Regions from separate parts of the Homo sapiens genome. Here region 1 is linked to region 2. A link is a loop called in an ENCODE intact Hi-C map of the cell type or tissue named here. Cell type or tissue: GM12878. All regions are shown on one strand. Each heading gives the region's core, and the rest is flanking DNA. Links, peaks and the distances in the headings are about the cores only.

Region 1 (6,804 bases), core at 2,022-4,521, 77 kb before region 2:
CTAAGTGATGGTTAAGACCCTAGTGGGGTATGGGGTCTCTTAAGCATGGAGCCCAAAAGAGCCAGTTCCAAAATCTGGCTCAAGTGCCTAGGGCCCTGTGATTTTGCTCAAGTCCTTTCCCTCTAAGCCTCAGTTTCTCATATGTAAAATGGGATCATAATGGTACCTCAAAGAATTGTTGGGAGGATGAAGCAGGATAATACAGGTGAAGCGCCTATCCCCATGCCTGGCACACAGTAAGTGTTCAATCGCTTTCAATTTGTTGTTATTGGCTGCCAACATGTGGAACGTGTGATAACCTCACCCGCCTGCAGGTCTTTAAGTCAGGTCCTTGCAATCTCCCTTTTAGCCACACTTCTTGGTATCCTCATCCCACTAAAACCTAGGCTGCTGACTCTGGGCTTGGGCCAGAATGGAGTGAAAACAAGCACCTGGAGACCGTCTGATCAACCCAGGTGGTCTTCTCCTCCAAAGGTGTAAGAGGCTGAATTAGGTGTCAAACTTAGGTTGCCGGACTCTTGAATCCATTACTTTTCATACATCCCATATCACTAGGCTGTGATCCCCTCAAAGCAGGGAGGAGATCTTCTTTAATTGCTGGTGCCTAGCATAGTACTGAGCATATAGCAGGTGCTCAGTAAATATTGGCTGAATGACTTAATTCCTGTCAATTAGTTTTGGTCATAAACTTTAGGAATTAAATAAAATTACTATCTCCTATTAAATATTTAAATGAAAATAGACAAAATATTGTTATTCTTCCAGATCAGTATTGTGAGATGAATCATTGCTCCAACCAAGCGTGTTGAAACTTACACATTGGTGAACACATTTGTGGGTTTAGAGGTTTTTCTTTAAAAATGAGCGTGGCTTGACTTTAATCATTTACATTGCTGCAGGAACTAATTATTGGGACATAGATTACATCAAAAGGGCACGGATGCTGTTTCTGAAACCTAAAAAGCGGCTGAAAAACCACTTAGGGACTATTGTGGCTCCCCAGGAGTAAAAATGTTGAGAATCAGAAGAAGCAAAGACCAAAACCCTTGCTTTATAGGGCAACCTTAATTTAATCTTGATTCAACAAATACATTCTTGGGGAGCCAAGTGACATCTGATACTTAGACAACATCAATCATGTTATGTTTTCTAGAAAATTAACTGCAAGTGGCCCCATCCCTCTGACCACTAGTAACCGAGGAGGTTGGTGTTAATCCTAAGCCGCTGTCCTATTTCCCACAATCTGAACTTTTCCTTCAAGGTTTCGATTCTTCGTTTGCCACAATCTGAACTTTTCCTTCAAGGTTTCGATTCTTCGTTTGTAAGTTTTTTTCGGTAGACCAGGGACGCCTGGCCTTACTGTTTTGTGCCTTTATGCTCGTCTCCAGAGCTTGGGTTCTTGGAACGATCCTGTTACCAGCGTTAACTGTTAGACTGTTTTGATGTCACAATCATGTGGTAGCAAGGAACGACAAAATTATGTGCATATAACTGATGTGAAGATTAAGGGTTTGACATGAAAAAAGTAAGAAGAGAACAAATGCAGAACTTGATAGTCCTTGATTTAGCAGCTCTCTGGCTGCCCAGCTGAATAACCTCTCTTCTGCTTTGTGTCCTGTTGTAGGTCTGATGCCCACAGCTTGGCATTTGCCTGCCAGAAAGAAATCCGCCATCTCAGTTGATATGCAGGCATTTCTCTTCTCTCCTCATTCAGCTGTCTCGTACATGTTCACTTATCCTTAAAACAGCCCTCTCCTTCTGGCTCTCCCTGGCTCAGCTGAAACTCGTTTAAAATAGAATTTGCACAAGACATTGGAGGATTTTATACATTTGTTTTGCACCAGTTCTCAACTTAAGCGTGGGGCTGCGTCAGTTTCAGAGAGGAACTTGCAATGTGAGGGTTTCTGAGAAAGTAGCCTGTTGTTTCTTCCCCAAGATTAGAAGTGAGAATGAAAGATCTGTGTTACTTACTCCACCTAAATTTTCAGAATATGCCGTGGCTTTCTTTGAATGGTACCACCTTACACACAACTCTGGGCGTGAACTGCTCCTAATGCAGGATGTAACTGTGACTGCATTCTGCATGGAGCATGGCAGCATGGTGTGAAAGAAGTAACCAAAACAAGCAATTTTTAAAGTTGTTTTTATAACATGCCTTTTAGAAGACGAGCATCTCGTTTGCATTTGTTAATTAAAATTACTGTAACATAGTAACATTAGGCACAGCCTGGTTTATAGTCCCTGTTAGTCCTAGATGATCATGGTAATAGCCACTGCAGCCTTTACTGAGTGCTTAGTATATGCTAGATACCATGCTAAGTGCTTCACTTCCTTGATAATTTTTCCTCCCAAAGGCCCCAAGAGATCAACTAATTTTATTTGCACTTACAGATGAGGAAACCGAGGTTCAGAGGAGATTAGCTAATGTTCTGCGAGGGTGGAACTAGTTTAAGACCCAGATCCCTTCAACCCAAGGGCTGGGCTCTTGGAGGCTCCACTAACCTGCTGCCCTTTGATCAGGAAGGTTCTGCAGTTTAAAAAATATTGGGCTCTGGGCCAGGCGCGATGGCTCACGCCTGTAATCCCAGCACTTTGGGAGGCCAAGGCAGGTGGATCACCTGAGGTCCGGAGTTTGAGACCAGCCTGGCCAACATGGTGAAACCCTGTCTCTACTAAAAATACAAAAAATTGGCCGGGCATTGTGGTAGGCACCTGTAATCCTAGCTACTTGGGAGGCTGAAGCATAAGAATCTCTTGAACCCGGGAGACGGAATTTGCAGTGAGCTAATATTGCACCATTGAACTCCAGCCTAGGCAACAGAGCGAGATTCCGTCTAAAAAAATAAATAATAATAAATCTGGGGCTCTGGATCTAGGAAGACGAGGATGGACGGTTTGTGTTGCCAGCCTGCATCACCACCCTCATGCTGATGACAGAAAGGGTGACCTCCTTCCCCTCCCCCTTCCCCCACTGCCAGGGCTCTGCCGACATCCCAGCACTGCACCTTGCTTTCTCTCCTTAGCACCTCCCAGTGTCTAGAAGACAACCCCTCTTGCTTCAGATTCTGTCCCTGAACAATTTTGTTTTCAGTTTTCCTTTCAGGAGTGTTTGTGTCGGGGACGATGCCTACCCCACAGAGGATGGACAGGGAGGAGTGTCAGGTGTCACTGGGTCTGCATTTGGGGATGTGATCTTGAATGAGTCACCTGTCTAACCCCACTCAACCTCAGACCGCTCAACTACAGGATGAGGCTGAGAATCCCCATCCTGCCTACCTCTCAGTATTGTTTTAAAGGTAAAATGAAACACTAGACAGAAAAGCACCATGCAAGCTGCAAGGCAAGTCACACACACGGCAAGGATGCATATGATGCTTCGGCTGTGACCCCTTCTCCCCGCTGATGGCAGGATGCCCCCTCCTGCGTGTAGGGGAATTCTGCTGGTCTGTTTTTCACAGACAGGCCAAACAGCCCTGGTGCTCGCTCCCTCTTCATTTTCACTGATAAGACTTCCAGCTCATGGAGAGTAAACCAAAGGAGACTTCCTAAGGGAAAACATCTTTCCTTGTGAGATTCTGGGCATTGAATCTTTAGTGGAAGTTTCCAGTAAGTGGCTGTGGGGGAAATGAGCCTCCTCTATCTGTGGTTTGCAGAATTCTCATTCTTCTAATGGCTACTCCTGGGTGTTTCCATTTCCTTAAACGCTAACTCACTGTGCAGTTAATTTCAACTGCCTATGCCTCATAACAACTAAAAAAACTACAATTGTAACATTTAAAAGGCATCATGGTAAGTAATGATCATTGCAACAGTTTATTTCATAAATATGTGTTTGAATCCATTATTACATGAATGAAAATTTGCATTGCTATGTAATTTGAAGTGTGCTGGGATGCTGTATTTATCATATAAAAAAGCTTCCAAAAACAGAATGGACAACCAATAGTGACACCCACAATATTGGGGAGACTGTGATATAGGCAAAGGCACTTGTCCTCAGAGGGCTGATATTCTAGTAGGTGAGTCAGGCCTAAATGATCAAGTGAGGTGCTTGACTCCAGTGCAAAGCATCCATCATTTTACCAAAGAGAAAGTCACAAATTTAACCAAACCCACCATTGCAAGCCACACCAGCCTTGGGATAGAGCCAGAAGCAATGTATGTTCCCTAAGGATATTACTCTGTGGTCCTGGTACCTGCCATGTGAAGAATTCTGCCCCCCTCAAAATCCTTCTCCAACTCTTTCAGAGATTTCCTGGGGCAGGGAGGGATGTTCATTGTACACATGTCCTCAGCCTCCTCCACATGTCCTCAGCCTCCTCCACTTCCTTTCCTTCCCTGACTCCTGGAGGCAGTGCCAGTTTTGCAGGTTTTGGAGAAGCTGATCATCATGATCAGCATGATGGCTCAAACTGCTAACCCCAAACACTGGTGACCCCACCTGGGTCCGCCCCATTCTCAATGTCCTGCAGATATTTCGGGGGCCTGGCTCCTCAGTGTCTGCTCTTGCACATAAGGAACACAGGAGTCAAAGAGCCCAGGGATTATCTGAGTGTCTAATGCTGTGCCATCCCAGAATCCCCCTTTTATCTGACACTGGCTCTCTCTCCTGGAGCCTTTCTCAGGTGTATCAGCCCACTAGTCCCCTCCATGGAGTTCTTCCCAAGAGATGCCTTAACTGATTAGAAATCCTGGGATGGATGGGAATCTTGGTGTGGGCCCAGCTCCGGGTTCTAAACCAGGGCTCCATCAACCTAAAGGGAGATGTGTGGTCTGCCTGCAATCCGGTTGCTGTCATAGAGTTAAGAATTTCCTGCAGAAGTATTGCGAATGACTACTTCCCCCTGAAATCCAGGCTGTGTCTTAATTCTGCTCTTCCTGAATCTGATTGTATAGATAATTGGATGCTGGAATCAGAGATTAAAGGGTCTGATATGGGGTGAAGGCCTCAGAAGGAGACACTGCAGGTAACCTATACAGTCAATATCTTATCTTGCTGGCAGGACCCTGATTTTGCTTGGATGGCACCTTCTGTCTCATGGTTTTGTATTCAGAAAAGGCTACCCTATCCCCAGCTTTAAGAGAAATTAATATCAACCATAAAATCAATCATTCCTGTTGCCCGCAATTTGCTTAGGATAGGTCCTGTTGCCATTCTGACCAATGAGGATGAAAGGAAAGGCTTTTTGTAGAAGAGAGAGCGGGTGGGCTTTGGAAAAAAAATTTTATATTGGAAAATGAGACATAGGGACCATATGGCTCTCCTTTGCTGTCTCTGAATTTCAGCAAATGAAGATGTGATGCCTGGAGTGACTGCAGCCATCCTGATCCCATGAGGAGAGCCAACCCAGACACTGAGGATGGCAGAAAGGAAATATGAAAGGAACCTAGGTCTTAGAAAATGTCATCCAACTGCTGGAATAACCAACCCCAGGACTGCCTGAACTCAGGGCTTGGGATTTCAGCTATCCTTCAGACACCATCACCAACCCTGATGTTGCAAAAACAATGAGAGCTCCCCACAAGAGCTGCCATGTGAGAGAAGCCTCTCCACCCTCTCTGTGTGTGACAAGAGGTCACAAGCAGATGGAAACCTGCCTTGCTTGGCCCAGGCTGGGGGAGTGGAAGGACTGACTGCTCCCATCCTGGTTTGACAATTACTGCCAAGGAGCCAAGGACATTCTGGCCACAAGAGTGTAATTCAGAGTAAACAGCTGAGAACGTCATTCATTGTTAAGCCCTTTACCACTGTTCATTTTCTCAAAAGAAATTATTCTGATAATATTAATTACTGCCATTCATGCAGTGTTTGTTTTATATTAGATGCTGAATTGAGCACTTGACAGTCATCTCATTTAATCCTCTCTGAAGCACTATGAGGTAGGCATGTACTTCCTGCCTCCACCAACTGCCTCCTTTGGATAGACAGACAGACAGATAGACAGACAGATAGATACTCTTAAAAACAAAGGTTGACCACTTTTGGAGTGCCAAGCACTGAGCCAAACATGTTAGTTGGGCTGTCCTTCTTACCCCTGACAGTAAACATCATGGAATCAGGACTATTTTTATCATTAGCCTCACTACAGAAATACAGAAACAGGCTTGGAGGTGCTGGGTGCCTTGCCAGGGTCACAGTGCTACTATGCAGAGTGAGGATTTGAACCCAGGCAGTCTGACCTCAGAGCCTGTGCACCTGCCATGAGGCAGCTCTACACAGCCCTGAGCTGGAAACTTGCACATGGCAGGTACCCCAGGATATCTGTCTCATGAATGGACTCCTAATTGGTGCAGCATCCACCACCATTGCAGCTGAGAAGGACCGCACAGGGATCTCTGAACCAGCGCCTTTCAAATCTGATGGGCATACTTACTGCCTGCCTGGGGATTCCGTTGCATCGCGCATCCTGACTTGGTGGGGCTGGGGTATGTCATGAGATTCTGCTTTTCTAGTAAGTTCCCAGTGAGGCTGATGCTGCTGTTCCCTGAATGCAAGCATCAGAGCATTCATTCATTTGTTGGGACCTTGGCTTTGTATCATGCCAGCACCCCAGAAAATTTCGTGCCTCAGCCATGTTTCTCTGGTCCCTTTAAAGCAGTGGCTGTCAACCATGGGTGATTTTGTCCTCCAGGTGCAATGGCAATGTCCTGAGACATGCTTGGGTGTCACCATTAAGGGGAGGGGGCTACAGGCATCAGGTGGGTAGAGGCCAGGATGCCACTGAACATCTTACCATGCCTGGGACAGCTCCCCAGACAATGATCTGGCCCAGAATGTCAATAGCACTGAGGTTGAGGAAGCCT
Region 2 (6,804 bases), core at 2,607-5,106:
TGTTCCTTCTTGGTTTCTGCCCTGGGTGCCACCTCCTGGCTCTCCCCTGACTGTTCCCCTTGATGTGGTTCTCTGTCCTGGACTCATCTCTCTTCTCTGACCACACTGTAATCCTTGACTAGTGCCAGGACTTTTAAAAGCATCTATTGGCAAATGACTTCCACATCGTTTGTCTCCACCTCCCCACAACTCCCGACACTGTGTCTACTATATAATTGGCATCTCCCATGGATGCCTGATTGCCCTCTCTAGCTCAACATGGCCAAAACAATTCCGATCCCACAAACCTGCTCCTTCTGCAGATTCTATCACCTTTCTTTTCTCACTCCCTGTGTCTGGTTCTTCAACAAGTCTTATTATCTTTGCCTCCAAAACATGCTCCCAATTCATCTACTTCTATCTCCACCCCTACCATCCTGGTGTAAGGCACAATCTTTCACACCTCAACTACTGAAGTGGCTTCCTACCCGGCCTTCTGGATTCTGCTACTGTCTCCCAGAGCCCACTAAAGTGTGGTCTCCACGTTTTCATGATTTTTTACAACATTGGAATGAGATCATGGCAGTCTCTGCATAAACCTTACTGATGGACCTACAAAACACAAACACAATCTAAAGTCCCATCCTGGCTCACCAAGGTAAGCCTGACTTCAGCTTCCATCACTGAACACATTCTGTTCTCCTCTCCAGCCATGCTCTGTGTTGTCTCTGGCCCTCCACACTTTCCATGGTTCTTCTTTGATGGCAGGATATTTCCTTGCCTGTTACCTTTGTGTCAGCTCTTCCCTCTGCCTGGAATGCTCTTCCTTGCATTTCTACCTGGCTGGCACTTGTTCTTTGGAATTCTGCCAGTTGCCATCTCTTAGAGTGTCACCTTCACCACCCAGCTAGGATAGCACTCTATTACATCACCTCATTGCAGTTCTCTTTATAGCTCCTGTCACCAATGGATGTTTTTATTGTTAGGTTGGTTGCTTGTTTATTGGTTGTCTTATGGCAAACAATGCTGGTTCAAATGGAGCAAGGGTCTTTCTCTCGAAAACCCAATGTCATTGCTCAAAAGTAATGGTGAAATAAAGAAATGACGTGGTATCTGTGGATGCTATTTCCCTGCTTACAGAAATGTTCATAACTTGTATTGCATGCATCAGCCCTTGCCTTCTTCCTCATCAAAAGATGTATCCATGGGTGAGATTACAGAAGCATGGTATCTTTCACTTCCTGTGGGCATTAGCATAGATAAGATGGGTGAGGGTGCGGTCAGCTTCAGCACGGCATGCTAGCTGTAGCTCCAAATGCCAGGCGGAGCTCTTATCAGAAGCGTAAGCATAAATCTATGCTGGCTTAGAAAACATCTTAATTATAACACTCCTCATTTATAATGTCAGAGCTCATGTTACTGGGTGTTTCACATGCACCACCATTTTGTCTGTTCCTCTACATTTTAAGAGGCCTTTTGCCACGGTCACCATACATGCTGGATTTTCTTAGCCATTACACTCTATAGTACAATGGAAAGTCATACATTCCTTTAAATTCTATCAGAGGGAACAAAACCTTTCAAAGCCATTCTTAAGCCCATACATTTCTATTTATGCTGTAAAATAATAAATTGAACTGTTTTACAGAATATAAGAAATTAGGTGACAACTTCACCCCATTATTGTTATTGGGATTATAGCCTGCTTTTTTTTTTTTGAGATAGAGTCTCACTCTGTCACCCAGGCTGGAGTGCGGTGGCACGATCTCAGCTCACTGCAACCTCTGCCTCCTAGGTTCAAGCAATTCTCATGCCTCAGCCTCCCAAGTAGCTGGGACTACAGGCACGAGCTACCATGCCAGGCTAATTTTTGTAATTTTAGTAGAGATGGGGTTTCACCATGTTGGCCAGGCTGGTTTCAAACTCCTGACCTCAGATGATCTGCTCCACTCGGCCTCCCAAATTGCTGGGATTGTAGACGTGAGCCACTGAGCCCGGCCTATAGCCTGTTTTTAAAAATTGTTTTTATGGCTGGGTGCAGTGTCCCACGCCTGTAATCCCAGCACTTTGGGAGGCTGAGGCAGGCGGATCACGAGGTCAGGAGTTCAAGACCATCCTGGCTAACACAGTGAAACCCTGTCTCTACTAAAAATACAAAATTAGCCGGGTGTGGTGGCATATGCCTGTAGTCCCAGCTACTTAGAAGGCTGAGGTAAGAGAATTGCCTGAACCCAGGAGGCAGAGGTTGCAGTGAGCTGAGATCGCGCAATTGCACTCCAGCCTGAGCGACAGAGCGAGACTCCGCCTAAAAAAAAAAAAATTGTTTTTATTTGTCGTTTGCTTGTTTCAAGTTTTGTTCTTTTTTTTAATAATACAGATAAGCTACGACAAAGACTGTTTCTAGTTTAGTACATTTTGTAATCAAAGTACAGTGATTACACTTGTTTACTTAATCTCAACGCACACTGTCAGTCTTTTAACAACAGCTCTACCAATCTCTCATTTTTATCTTTGTGTCATCTTTAATAGTTCATTCAGGAAGTTATCCATAGGTTTGTTACTTGAGACCTTGCACACCTGAGACTATTTCAACAAAGGACTACTTGGTAGGATGAACAATTTTCAATCCATTGCAAAATCAAATTGTATTTTGATTTCAAATGTGTCATTCTTGTAAAGCTAGAGCTTGGTGATTCTTTGATTGTGTTTCTTTTTTCTTTTATCCTGATCTTAAATTACATAATTCCAGGGATAACTGGACAGGGATAAAACACGCTGGCCATTTATGTCTATGTTAGCATGCTTGGCGTGCCGTCTAAATCATGTATCACATTAGCTGCACAATACCATTGGGATACCTGGGCAACCTTCCATTTGACTGGGCTCTAGTGGATGGCACTAATTAATCCATAGATGATGCTGACCACTTTCCATCTGCCTCCTTTACTGGCATTGTCTCTCTGAGCCAGAAGACTCTGCCAAAGGGTTAGGTTACATCCTTCTCTGTCTACTCTGACACATGGACTTTTGGCCCTGCAGATTTGGGTGTGTCTCCGGCAGCCTGAGGATAAGCTGGGATAGTACTCTATGGGTCAGTATTACACTCTGTGGCCCCATCGCATGTTTCTCTCTCCACACTGTGCATATCCGTGCATGATGCCAGAGAGATGGTGTAGGAGTCATCCTCAAACTTGGCACTGGATCTAAGTACACGACAGGAAGCTAGCAATTTAGACGGAGTTCACACCCAGCGACTGCTCTGGCTAATGTCTAGGATTTTGAGGTACGCCTCCCCTCCGGGACAAGATCCTCTCCCATCAGATGGTCATGAACTGGTTCCCTTCCTACCATTTCCTGGAATGTGCCCCACCTTAGAGAACAGAAGCTTTTAAAGTTATTATCATTTTTATATGGTACTATGTTCTCTCTGCCTTTCCTTCTTAATGTGAAAATATGAGACATCGAAGCTATCCAACCCCCAAAAAAGTGATGACAACAGGAAAATCTCCCACCAGATTTGTTTAGGGGACATCACAAAGAAAATGAATTTGAGAAGACTACAGTTTTCTCCTCCTACAGACACGGCCCATTCAGTCTGTCTTGAGAAACAACTGCATACTTTCTCAGCTTAACAGAGATTTCTTCTTGGCTTTATTTATGTCCATCTCTCCATGCAGAATCAAAATCAGTTCAGGATTTATCATCCAAGGGGTCCACTGCGGAATGGCTGATGGCCCACACCTCTGCCTCCAGAACTCCCTAATAGCAGCATCTGGGGACTTCCTACAGATGCAGCTCCTGGACCCTCCCCCAGAGACACAAATTCAGTGGGTTATGTCAGGTCCAGAAATCTGTCCTATTTGAAAGCTTCCAATCATCAGTCCCAGTGGAGGAACCTCAGAGAATCTCAGCATCTGAGGTCTGTAAGGGCCATAGAGAGTAGTTCATTTAAGGCTCTGAGGGAAAACAGAAGGCTGAGACCACACAGCTCGTCAATGGCTTTGCTAAGCCACATGCAAAGTAGTTCAGTTTTATGTCCTGATGACTTATTTAAGAAAGGGACGCTTCTGTTACAGCTTATGAAAATTTGCGTCAACACAGCTTGCGTTTTCTAATAACTGTGCTGCAAGAGAAAAACCCTTTCCCACCATGAAAATGAAGCTCAACAAATGATGGCTTCTTGGGGACTCCAAGGAGCCCAGGTTTCCCTGAAAAGTAGATGGGATATTTAAGTCAGTTACTTTGCTGCCCCAATATATTGCAACATAATTATTTGCATTGTGGTCCAGAATTTCAATTTAGAAGCCCAACTTAGGGGTGAGCAGTGGGCAGTGAAATCTGTTTGAAATACAACATGAAGTCTTAGAAAAAAATGACTTACTAAACGAGTTATCCTAGTTAGAGCTTCTACACACATTAGACACTTGTTGTATGGTTTTTGTTTGATTTTTTGAGATAGAGTCTTGCACTGATGCCCAGGCTGGAGTGCAGTGGTACGATCTCGGCCCACTGCAACCTCCACCTCCTGAGTTCAGGCAATTCTCTTGCCTCAGCCTCCCGAGTAGCTGGGACTACAGGTGCCCGCCATGACGCCCGGCTAATTTTTGTATTTTTAGTAGAGACGGGGTTTCACCATGTTGGTCAGGCTGGTCTTGAACTCCTGACCTTGTGATCCGCCCACTTCGGCCTCCCGAAGTGCTGGGATTACAGGCGTGAGCCACAGCACCCGGAGCACTTGTTTGCTTTTAGACTAGCTGGAAAGTCATTTAAATAAGAGGGGAAAGAGTGACCTCTTCTTTGTTTCTATTCTGCTGTGTGATTGAAACCCTACCTGTTTATTATAGTTGACATGTAATCTTTTTTTGAAATGCATTTTACTGTTTTGAGACAATAGTTTTAACCATGATTTGGGATGAGTGGATTTCTCACATTGCTTACATTAGATTCTTAATTCTTCTTGGAGTCAGTGTGAGCTACACACAAATATAAGAGTTGAGCCAGCTATGAGAAAGCTTATCATCAGTCTTCATTGGAAAGTAGAAGGTTACTAATATTTAGAACACATCTGAGAATGTGTGAGTTAAACCCTTACGTTTATCCATCAGCCAGAGTGATGAAAGCGACAGAGTCAATTTTTAAGATCGAGTTTTCCTGGGCGCTCTCGCCAGGCTAAGTCTCTGACAATAGTGATTATATCCTTTCTAGGACAGGGGCTTCAGAGAAAGAATGTGAGCTATGCAGAGAAGCGAATGAGGAATGTGTTCACCTCTTAGCCTCAACCCATGGGTCAGAAAAAGACATCCCTGGAACTGGAGCTTTGAAAGCAGAAGATAAACATGATGGATATCAGAGAACTTAAAAGAGAGCAAGGGCCAGGGTCCAGGAGACCAGGATTGTTAGGCTGAGCAGCTGGAGAGCCCTGCAGGGCTGGTGGACTCTGAGGGTGGTGGAGGGGACTCACATACTGAGCACCTTTCCTGTGCTTCTCACTCACTTGCTCAGGTTTTCACAACAGTGGAAAGAGATGCTTAGAAGGGGAATTACCTGCCCAAGGATGCAGAGTGGGTGGCTGAGCAGGAGCCCAGCCCTGGCAGGACGGACTTCCCACTCTACCAGGAAATACGCCAGAGGAGTCTGAACTCCGCCATCTTGAAATCTTAAAGCAACTGAAATCTAAAAGTGACTGAAATCTTAAAGCAACTGAAATCTAAAAGTGACTGAAATCTTGGAAGATCTGTTCGTGCTGAGTGTCTCCTGTGGGAACAAATCAAAGGCTGAGGCAGGGAGAAGCTCTCGCTGCAGCCCTGCGGATCACTTCTCCAGGCCTAGGGCTGAGGGATCTCTGGGGACTGCACTGAGCCCCGCCACCTCACACCACCATCCCGGGCTCTTCATGCTGTGGGTTCCGCTGTTTGCCCTAAAATTCCCTGCAGGTCCACTGAATTCTAGAGAACCGGACTCTGTGCTGGGGCCATTACAAGTTCTCCTGCCTCTGACATTTGAATGCTCTGCCCTGGACCCATGGACTCTGCCCCAAGCCCTCATGAGGAATTTGACCCCATCCTTTAGTGCCCAGCTCAAAAGCCAGCTCCGTTAGCAGACCCGGTGACTCTCGGGTACCCCGGCCATGTTGTTTGTGCCTCTTTCTACTCCCTGCCGTCTAAGTTTAATCCATCCAATTAATTTCACATATATTTATTTACTTAAAAATTATTACGTAATATTCACTACATCCTCCTCTAATGTGGATCAATTAGGTTTTTGATGGGGATCAATTATGTTTTTTGGGCATCACGAGGAAGTCATGGATTGAAATGTTTGCTGAGTTTTTAATCTATCGTGGTATTGTTTTTATTAAAGCACAGATGGTTGCATTGCAGGCAGGTAGGAGCCCCTACAAGTTGATGGCTGAGTCCTTAAGGCTCTACTGTGGTTTTTATTTTATCTTACTTTTTATTTTGTGTTATTTTATTTTATTTTGAGATGGAGTCTTGCTTTGTCACCCAGGCTGGAGTGTAGTGGTGCAATCTTGGCTCACTGCAACCTCTGCCTCCCAGGTTGAAGAGATTCTCCTACCTCAGCCTCCCAAGTAGCTGAGATTACAGGCGCCCACGACCACGCCTGGCTAATTTTTGTATTTTCGGTAGAGACGGGGTTTCACTATGTTGGCCAGGCTGGTCTCGAACTCCTAACCTCAAGTGATCTGCCTGTCTTGGCCTCCCAAAGTGCGGGGATTACAGGCATGAGCTACTGTGCCCAGTACTGTGGTCTTTACTAACCGCCTTGCCCTTTGGTACAAGATACCCAGGCTCATTCACCTGCCTG

What was found. Hi-C counts contacts between places; a loop is a spot of excess contacts. Peaks named below come from ENCODE experiments on the same cell type or tissue, not always from the same donor. Only the 100,000 strongest peaks of a DNase experiment are listed, where the experiment ranks them.
Region 1: a loop joins it to region 2, with 2.9 times the contacts of the local background. A loop is called at or near these places in 25 of 110 quality-filtered maps.

Annotation. Positions count from the first base shown.
Region 1 is chr2:234,485,570-234,492,373 of GRCh38, reverse strand. No RefSeq gene overlaps it. Among named protein-coding and RNA genes, the nearest start is that of ARL4C, 8.1 kb to the left of the region's middle. In GM12878, for the core only: no CTCF peak of the experiment used is centred there; a DNase peak (open chromatin) is centred at 3,223; H3K4me3 peaks cover 31 bases.
Region 2 is chr2:234,409,194-234,415,997 of GRCh38, reverse strand. No RefSeq gene overlaps it. Among named protein-coding and RNA genes, the nearest start is that of LINC01891, 42 kb to the left of the region's middle. In GM12878, for the core only: no CTCF peak of the experiment used is centred there; a DNase peak (open chromatin) is centred at 3,997.